Linked DNA regions of Homo sapiens: region 1 is linked to region 2. A link is an interaction called in ENCODE POLR2A ChIA-PET data of the cell type or tissue named here. Cell type or tissue: MCF 10A. All regions are shown on one strand. Links, peaks and the distances in the headings refer to the core of each region. The heading gives the core; the rest is flanking DNA.

What was found. Peaks named below come from ENCODE experiments on the same cell type or tissue, not always from the same donor. Only the 100,000 strongest peaks of a DNase experiment are listed, where the experiment ranks them.
Region 1: POLR2A ChIA-PET joins it to region 2 with 6 read pairs; 3 of 35 experiments call an interaction of 5 or more read pairs at or near these places.

What each region holds. Positions count from the first base shown.
Region 1 is chr6:161,460,142-161,465,200 of GRCh38, forward strand. All of the region lies in intron 9 of PRKN (parkin RBR E3 ubiquitin protein ligase), which reads right to left. Among named protein-coding and RNA genes, the nearest start is that of AGPAT4, 190 kb to the left of the region's middle. In MCF 10A, for the core only: no CTCF peak of the experiment used is centred there; no DNase peak of the experiment used is centred there.
Region 2 is chr6:161,404,754-161,409,812 of GRCh38, forward strand. All of the region lies in intron 9 of PRKN (parkin RBR E3 ubiquitin protein ligase), which reads right to left. Among named protein-coding and RNA genes, the nearest start is that of AGPAT4, 130 kb to the left of the region's middle. In MCF 10A, for the core only: no CTCF peak of the experiment used is centred there; DNase peaks (open chromatin) are centred at 2,078 and 2,978.

The DNA of each region.
Region 1 (5,059 bases), core at 623-4,622, 56 kb after region 2:
TCTGCTTAGAGGACAGATTTTGGTGGTAATACAACCAAAGTTTATAATAGGAATATAATCCGTGTTATTTTAGGATGTCACAGAGGTTGCAACAAAAGATTATTTTATTTAATTCTTGTTGATGGGCACCGTGTGTTTACAGAGGAGAGTGCCTTTGACCAAGATCTTGAAAAGTGGGTTAGATATTGCTTGGGAATAATGGGCAAAGGAGGTGCCATACTCCCTCTGGATAGTCTCAGGCCCAAATATCCATTTAGGATCTCTGGAATATAATGGGCTATACTTGGCATTGGAGTCATTTAGAAGGACACAGGACAAGAAGCAGCATATCAGCAGGAAGGGCCAGGGGACACTTCTCTGAACCCCCGTGATCACTTGGGTTTGGGGAAGGAGACATGCTGGTAGGTAAGGAGCAATGCTGGGGTAGAAGCCCCAGGTGCCACATGTGCTGGCAGGAGTTCCGGGGGCACAAGGCCAAGCTGAAGAAGACACAACTTCATCGCCGTGAGCATGACTTCCAGGGATGTCCACAGCTGTGGCTTCTCCCAGGTATTTATAGTTCATTTACAGTCCTGCCTGTCAAGATCCCACACACCAACCAAGAGTTATCTTTTTTTTTTTTTTCTTCAGATGGAGTCTCGTTCTGTCGCCAGGCTGGAGTGCAGTGTCACAATCTCGGCCCACTGCAATCTCAGACTCCCTGGTTCAAGCAATTCTCCTGCCTCGGCCTCCCAAGTAGCTGGGACTACAGGTACGCACCACCACGCCCAGCTAATTTTTCTTTCTTTTTTTTTTTTAGCAGAGACGGGGTTTCACCATGTTGGCCAGGATGGTCTTGATCACCTGACCTCATGATCTGCCTGCCTTGGCTTCCCAAAGTACTGGGACTACAGGTGTGAGCCACCATGCCCGGTCCAAGAGTCATCTTTATCATAAGTACTTACTGTCTATTAACCCCATAAACATTCCACCTGCATCAGTTTTTCAGAAAACAGAACTGAACGTCAAGTTTGTCCTCAGGGACAGAGAAAGAGTTTTGCTAGCCAGTGGCTCAGAGGAAGCAGCGGCCTGTGCAAAGGTCTGGAGGTCTGAAAAGTACTCAGTGAGTTCCGGACCCGGAAATGGTTCAACATGAGTTAAGTATAAGGTGTCGCTGGAGATGAGGGGGATGGTGGAGAGGGAGGGTAGGTGGAAGATGAGGCCAGAGGGTCCAGAAAACAAAGTAGATGGTCTTAAGGAGCTGAGGTTTTTAAGCTCTAGGGAATCACTTTATGGGGGGTGTTATGAGCATATTTTATGGTATGGGGATAAAGGATGGATTACTAGGGGGAATACACTCAAGGCAGGAAGAGTGTAGGTTGTTCCAGTAGTTGAGGTAAAGAGTGGGGACCCTGAGTTAATAGGAAAGAGGAGGTGGATGCAGGAATCACTGGCCTTCTGGAATCAATCAGTTATCAGTCAGCCACTGGAGATAAAAGGGTCTGGAATACATGCACGGAGGATTCTAAGTGCCACTCATTGCAAGGACCGAGGTAAGAAGAGACAGGACAGGGTTGCATGTGGGTGAGGGAAGAGGTGGAAAAATGAGCTCAAATATTGACATTTTACATTTGAAATGCTTATGAAAATTCCAAATGGAGGTATCCAGTAGGCAATGTGAAGTATAATCCAGGAGCTCTAGAGAATGGTCTAGTTAGAGACACAGACTTGGGGCCTATCAACTATAGGCAGTCAGAACTGCAGAAATACACGAGAAGGTCTGAGGGAGGGCTTGGCTTGAAGAGAGGACCAAGGATGGTCACCTTGAAAATAACAGCGGTTAAAGGGCAGGTGGAAGACTAGCTTGCAATGTGGGCTGTGAAGGATGGCAATGGTGGGGGAAGATGGCTGGAAAGGTGGGTGAGAAGGGCACCCACAAGCTAGCAGGGGAGGGAACAGTCAACAGTGCCAAATGCCGCCACCTGCAATGAGCGGGGACTCACTACGGTAGGGACCTACACATGCTTTGTCTCATCCTTTTCATCTTTGCACAATATTAGCCTCTACTGTCTTCCAATATGACCAAAGTCTAGTCCATCTAGAGAGATCAGATCAAAAGTGAGCCTGAATCATTTACATCTAACAATGTTATCTAGACAGCATGCTTTTATTCTGAATCACCTGAACTTCCAGCTATCTGTGGTTTATAAGCTGGCATAAGCTGGCATTTTTCAGTCGAAATACCACAGGGAGAGGTATTTTAGGAGCTGATTTGGTATTCAGTTAATACTGTAGAACGTGCTCTTCCATTACCTTGAAGCTAATGACTAGCTAAATTAGTTATATGGCCCAAAGCAAAGATAAGATGGTTAGTATGTTTGACCAGTCATTAAAATGTGTGTCTTTCTGGAAAAATATTCTCTGAAGTGAAATGACACCATGATGTCTGATCAGCAATATAGCTCACCCTTATTTTAAAAGGTCTACTTTGAATGTCTCCCCAGGGTGATCATATTAAAAAAATCAAAATTTAATATGTCATTAACAGAGGTTAACTTGCTGAAAAATAAGCTGAATTCGTTGGGAATTGCTGCTAAAACATTCTGTAGCTGGAAAATATCACCCTGTTTCTCTGGAGAACGGTAGCAATAAAAACACACAGAATACACTTTCATCCCAAAATTGGCATACTTTAAATAATCCATGATTTTTTTGTTCTAAACTGGCTTAATAGGTCTGAGGCCAATAATATTTTCTATTTCCTCAGGATTTCTTCACTCAGTTTTTTTGTTTGGTAGAGCACTTAGTATTAACAAGGCACTACAGTAGGCTATAGGGGCATGAAGATGTCAGAAGTTCTATGTATAGTAGACTGCAATGTACTGGAAGCAACAGGAAAGTCAGAGAGATAAATACTTACATAAATACTAAATAGAGAAAAAACTACCTAATGAGAATTATGGGTGACTGAGCACCAAGGGGTTCCAAGGTCAGTGTGAGCCCTTCTGGCTGGAGTGGTCAGTGATATATTATTGAAGAAGGTGGCATGGGGCACCAGTAGAATTCCTGAGGCATCCAGATTCAGCACGGCCTCTGGAAGGTGACTGCCAGGTCAGCTTCACTGTCAGCTGGTGCCTCTCCTGACCCCTCCTCCCTTGTTACCAAGGATGCCAAAACTTTCCCAGCTTTCAGAATGACGACTGTTTGGTTCTACCTGGCTTATCCTTACTGATCCTGCCTAACTGGCTCTTGAATCATGTTTTCCAGAGGTCAACTGAGTCTAAGAAGACATTAAAAATCCTGAAATTGGCCATATCATCCTGCCCCTCCTTGATTTTGGACAGGATGCATTTGGGATCTGGCAGCACTTTTCTGAGGGCATCAACTACCAAGGTTGGAGGGATCTTTACATCAACCTACACTATACCTACCAGATGCTTTCTTTGACCATCTTGATATCCAGATATGGAGTATTCCCATTTCTTGGTTCCCATGGACTGAAACTTTACAGGTAAAGGCCAAAGTTTTGATTCAGCATGAATGAGAAATTCAATGTACTATAAGCTGGAAAGACTTGGCTGAAACTCAGCCCCAGCTAAAGCAACATCAGAACTGCATACACAGTGGTAAAGATCAAGTGTCCACTTTGGAAGTATAATCTTTATCTAGTGATCACTTTTCCAACATTTCCATCCAAATTTTGGAAGCACCTAAATCCAAGCCCTGCAACTATCCCACAATATTATAGTATTATTCACTTATATTTAAGATACTGTACTCCATAGAGCTAGGATGGTAGACATCAACATACAGAGACCTTTAGGGTTTTTTTTGTTTTTGTTTTTGTTTTTGTTTTTTTGAGAAGGAGTTTCGCTCTTGTTGCCCAGGCTGAAGTGCAATGGTGTGATCTTGGCTCAGAGTTTTGCTCTTGTTGCCCAGGCTGGAGTGCAATGGTGCAATCTTGGCTTACCACAACATCCGCCTCCTGGGTTCAAGAGATTCTCCTGTCTCAGCCTCCTTAGTAGCTGGGATTACAGGCATGTACCACCACGTCCAGCTAATTTTGTATTTTTAGTAGAGACAGGGTTTCTCCATGTTGGTCAGGCTGGTCTTATACTCCCGACCTCAGGTAATCTGCCTACCTCAGCCTCCCAAAGTGCTGGAATTACAGGCGTGGGCCACCATGCCCAGCTGGTACTTTCTCAAGCCAGGGATTGGATTGGGAAAACTGATGGAGTTGGCCAATTCCTATGGAAGTCACATTTCATTCCTGGAAACTTTGAATCTCAGATTTTCTTTTTTAAAGAAACTTCATCTATATATCATTTATATAATATGAAATATGTCAGTTTTAATTGTATACTTTGATGAGTTTTGGCAATATATGCACCACTACAATCAGGATGTATTTTATAACCTTTCCATGTTCTGAAAAAGGTTTTCTCACGCCCATCTGCAGTCAACACCATCCTATGCCCACCTAGCCTAAGGAAATCATTGAACTTCTTTGTGTAACTACAGTCTTGGTATTGGTAATTTCTCAGAAAGTGTAAACTCATGTTCATTAGCAGACAAATAGAAAAATGAATTACCAAATAATTAAATAATGCCTTGAAGGGCTCCAAAGTAAGTCACACCTCAAATTCTGACATACAGGCCCCTAAGGTCTCTTATGAATCCCCAGTGAAACGAATTAGTCAAATGTCAGGTAAAACCATCAGGCAATACACAAGTTCCTCCACCTTGGCTTCCCCACCTGTTGCTTGCTGGGTCACTTGCTCCCCTTTGCTTAGCCAGTTCGACCCACAAAATATCTCCTTGGAAGCCTTAGCTCTTCAAGGAGGTGACAACTGCTTCTGCAGAGCTCAGGTCCTTGTGGTCAACAAAAGCGATAGGCTGCGATCCTCTCCAGGTGAGCTGCAGAGGTTAGAAAGCCCTTCAATCACTGACTCTTGCAGCTTGGAGTATGCAAAAAGTCGCAGCGACAGAGACAGCAGTCTAGACGGTGAGTCTTCTTTCATACCGTCGAGACTGGCCCATGCAGGACCTGCTTTAGGCCTTTCTGCCTCAGTGTTTGCTT
Region 2 (5,059 bases), core at 388-4,387:
AGGCTCTGTTTCTAAGGATTGAAATGCTTATTCAGATAAGTCACTGAAATGGCACAGATGGCCACACCTGCCCCTTTATTGCTACAGAGAACCTGACATCCTCTTTCAAGTCGGTAGCAACATACTTCTAAAAACAGAATGCGAAGCCGTAAATACTGCAATGGAATGGAGTTCCAGCAGAAAAGTATATGTTTCTGTAAAGTCATAAAAAGGGGGACTAATTCTTCTCTTACTGGGATGGTCTGATATACGTTTAATGTTTTATATTTTCATTGAAGGCAGGAAGATAGACTAAATGATAACATTGCTTCCCACCTTCTCCTCCAGCTCTGACTCTTTAAACTGAATGCTGATTTATCTCTCCAAATATCTCACAGGCCTTTACTTTATTATGGGCCAGGAACAAATGGCAGTGGGTGAAATAGGCTTGGTCACACAGTGACAAGATTTACAATGGGATTTGGGGGAAAAGTCATTAGTCGTCATTTGCCATCCTGTGTTCATGCCCCTCTTTTTCAAAATTGCTGTTTAAAAGTGGGTCTGACTGGGCATGGTGGCTCATGCCTGTAATCTCAGCACTTTGGGAGGCTGAGGCAGGTGGATCAATTGAGGTCAGGAGTTCGAGACCAGCCTGGCCAACATGGTGAAACCCCGTCTCTACCGAAAATGCACAAATTAGCCAGGCATGGTGGCACACATCTGTAATCCCAGCTACTTGGGAGGCTGGGGCAGGAGAATTGCTTGAACCCAAGATGTGCAGGTTGTAGTGACCCAAGATCGTGCCATTGCACCCCACTCCAGCCTGGGTGACAAAGCAAGACCCTGTCTAAAAAATAAAATAAAATAAAAATTAAAAATAAATAAATAAATAAATAAATAAATAAATAAATAAATAAATTTGGGTCCACCATAATCAGCATTTTGGGCCAGCTTCCAGGAGAAAGGGAAGGGAAACTGAGGGTCCATGAGTGCTCACAGCCAGGCAGGCTCGTGTTCCAAGTCTCGTACCCGTTGGGCCATTTGAGAAGTGGCAACAGGGGATCAGCAGAAGGGTTAACTGCCAAGTCTATGCCTGTTCCTACCAATTTGGCAGTCCAAATAGATTTTTCTTTTAAAGTAGACTTTTGCTCCCACTAATTTGGAAAATGATGCTTTTCTTTGCTGAAGAGGAATGTCAAGTTAATTTCAAGGATCTAAAATAAACATATATCTGACACTGGCTCAGCATGGGAGTAAACCCACCTCCTTAAGAGCACTGGGAAAGAACCTGATAAGGGAAGCTGGGGATTGGTCTGTGGATGGAAATGACCCTCACAATCTCCTGGCTTTATGTTTTGTTCCTTTATACATACGTATATATATACACATATATACACACACATATATATACATATATACACACATATATATACACATATATATACATACATATATACACACATATATACATATACACATATATACATATATATATATACACACACTTGATTTGAGGTGTTGGTTTACAGTAAAATCTTCCCACTTAGCATCTACTTTTCTCAATTTTTTTCAAAGTCATGAAGTTTAGTTTGATGTTATCTAAAAGGGTGCTGATCCACTATGGGCACATTTTAGCTATTTTTCTCAAATCCACCAAAAACGTAAGGTGGTTGCTTTCAAGTTCTTCTTTTAGGGCGAGATGTCTGCTCAGTATATAGAAACTTTTTAAATGCTTCAATCACTGTAACTTGATAGGAACTTCCTATTTTGTTTCTTTGAATGGTACCCTAAGTTCTGCTTTATAATATCAGTAACCACAGGATTTTGAGTGCAATGCTCTATATAGCACAACAAAGTGGCTTCTTAGTATTAGCCCGAAGGAAATATGTTTTGGGTTAATGGCAATACAGTGACTTTCAACAAAAACTCCTTTGGCCCCAGTCATTTCCATTCTCTGCAGGCAAAATGGATCCTTCTCTCTTTGTGTTCAGTGATGAGCAAGCATTTCAAATGTACATACAACTTGTTTCTGTCAATCAGTGATTCACGCCGAGTCATGTTCAATCATGTTACCACAATCTGGAATTTGCAAATCTGTAAGCATTTCTCAGGCAATGAATTATGTCAACACAATTGCACCATCATTGATGGACTTGGAAATGCAGACAGAACTGAAGAGGAGCGTCTCGGCACTGCTGCTACGGGTAAGGACAGAGCTTCTTGCTGACTTGGAAACATCATGAGCTTAGGCCAGCCAAGGTTTAGGCTCGTTGGATATTTTTAACAAAATGGGACTTCAGAGAAATTTAATTAAGATTTATTTCAAATTAAGATCACCAAATTATATTTACATAAAAGCCTCTATAATGAGTATGCTATATTTGTCATTAAAATGTCTTTATATTTTTATAAATATGGTTTCACAATTTTTTACAGAGTCATAATCTACATGGAAAACAAAAAGTCATACCAAAATTATAACTGCTAAGAGAGATGTTAATGGTAATTAATCATGAGTGAGTCATAAATATAGAAACGCACTGACTTGATAAATAAGAAACAATATTGCTTCTCATTTGGCAAAGCTGAAAAGGGAGGGGCTGGGGAAGGGGGCAGCTGCACTCGGTGGGAGGCTCTGCACACTGGCACAATTGTTTGCTGGGAGGTAATTTAACAGGACTGAAATGCCTCCATTCTAAGATGACATTAATGGTAAAAAGCACCTTCAATTTAATAGTGGCTTGACCAAAGAAAGAAAAGCTCCATCATACTACCATTGTAAACATCCACATCAATTTACAATATCCTGATTTCAGAAATGTTAAAATACACAAAAAGGTACTTCTTAGAGTTGAGGATAAGTGTTGGATGCAAAGCTGTCAGGCCTCTGAGTCGAAGCTCAGCCATTATAACCCCTGTGACCTGCACATATACGTCCAGATGGCCTGCAGGAGCCAAGAAGTCTGAAGCAGCCAAAGAAAAACCACAAAAGAAGTGAAACAGCCAGCTCCTGCCATAACTGATTGACCAACCTTATGACATTCCACCATTATGACTTGTTCTGGCCCTGCCCCAACTGATCAGTTGACCTTGTGACATTCTTCTTTCGGACAATGAGTCTTATGATCTCCCCACCATGCACCTTGTAATCCCCTCCTCTGCTAACAATAGATAACCTCCTTTAACTGTAACTTTCCACTGCCTACCCAAGTCCTATAAAGCTGCCCCTCTCCTATCTCCCTTCGCTGACTCTCTTTTTGGACTCAGCCCACTTGCACCCAAGTGAATAAACAGCTTTATTGCTCACACAGAGCCTGTTTGGTGGTCTCTTCACATGGACAGGCTTGACAAAAGCTTTAAAAACATGCACATGCTTTGACTCTCTAACTTCCTCTTCTAGGAATTTTTCTTTTTAGAGAAAAGTCAGGAACACAGGAAAAATTCGGCCGTGGGAAAATTATCATCATTCCGCAAGATACACATTTACATAAGTCATGGCACACCCTGACAAATGGTCATCATTAAACATGGCGTTAGAGAAATGCAAAGATGTTTGTGACACACAATTAAGGGTGAAAAACTGGTAAAAAAAAAAAAAAAAAAAGCCCATCAGCATAAACTCGTCTCTGTTAAAATTGCGGACATGTGGGTTTGCGTATACATGTAAAACGTATCTAGAAAGCTCTACAGCAATGAGTCAAAAATCCCATGTCCAGCCACGTGGGATTATGTTTGTTTTCTAGGTTTTCCTTTTTTTTTTTTTTTTGGTACAATTTACTGACATTGTCTAATGAGTATGTATTACTTTTGTAATAATAAAAACTCTTTCATTTTTCCACTTAACAATATTGAGGGCTGATGAGCCTGTGCCATGGGTCAGGGGGTCGGCGAGGCTGATACCGGGAGTGGACATGTGTGGAATGCAAGTAGGATCTGCAGGAAGAAAACAGTTGTGGGAATGCTGTTGGTGGCAAGATCTGCTGTGTATGTTTTGTCCCCATACAATGTCACTAGAAACCATTCATGGGCATTAAAAAAGAATCCACAATGACATCTCTTTTCATTATTTCATTAAAATAAAACATTAGGAAATAGCCAATGAAATCTTATCTAAAATGAGGTGGACTTTGCCCATTTATATGCTATCCCCCCAAGTAATTCACAAGCATGCAGCAAGACTTGCAGATGCTGTATTAAGGAGGCCACATTTTAATTTTAATTTTTATTTTTTGAGACAGAGTCTCGCTCTGTTGCCCAGGCTGGAGTGCAGTGGTGCAATCTCAGCTCACTGCAACCTCTGCCTCCTGGGTTCAAGCGATTCTCCTGCCTCAGCCTCCCAAGTAACTAGGACTACAGGCTCCCATCACCATGCCCAGCTAATTTTTGTACTTTTAGTAGAGATGGGGTTTCACCATATTGGCCAGGCTGGTCTCGAACTCCTGACCTTGTGATCCACCCGCACTGGACTCCCAAACTGCTGGGATTACAGGTGTGAGCCACCACCCCCGGCCAGGAGAACACATTTTTAAACTCTGTGGTAATGGTTGAGAATACTCTTCATTACTACAAGCATTTTGGACAGAAAATCTCTGAGACGATGACAGCATTGTGTGTTCTCTAAAGCGCCAGGTTATAACGGCCATATGTCTCCCTGAGTAGGATTTTCCAGAAGAAATTACCAAATGGCACACAAAAACGCAGTGTGCTGACACTAATACATAAAATGCGGAAGGACCCAGTCTTTCCAGAGTGCCCCTTTCTCAGGACATAGACAAGTAGCTTTCCTACTGACAGCACCTCTCAGTTCAAAGGAAAGTGGTGTGCTTGCTGGATATTTTTAGATTGCCAGAATGTTCAGTGGAATCACATAAGGCCGTCACTATAAAAATGAAAGCAAGCCCAACCTTGGTGTGATGTTTTGCAATAAACAGCAATCCATGGAATAAGAATTTAAGACCCAATTTGAGGTCACGTGCTGCAAACCCAGTGTTCTTTCAGAGTCAGGTCGCTGTTAGATGACAACCCCTTCAGCACCGGCCTGAAGAAAGCGCAGGCCCAGTGGCAGTCTGCCTTCTGTTAA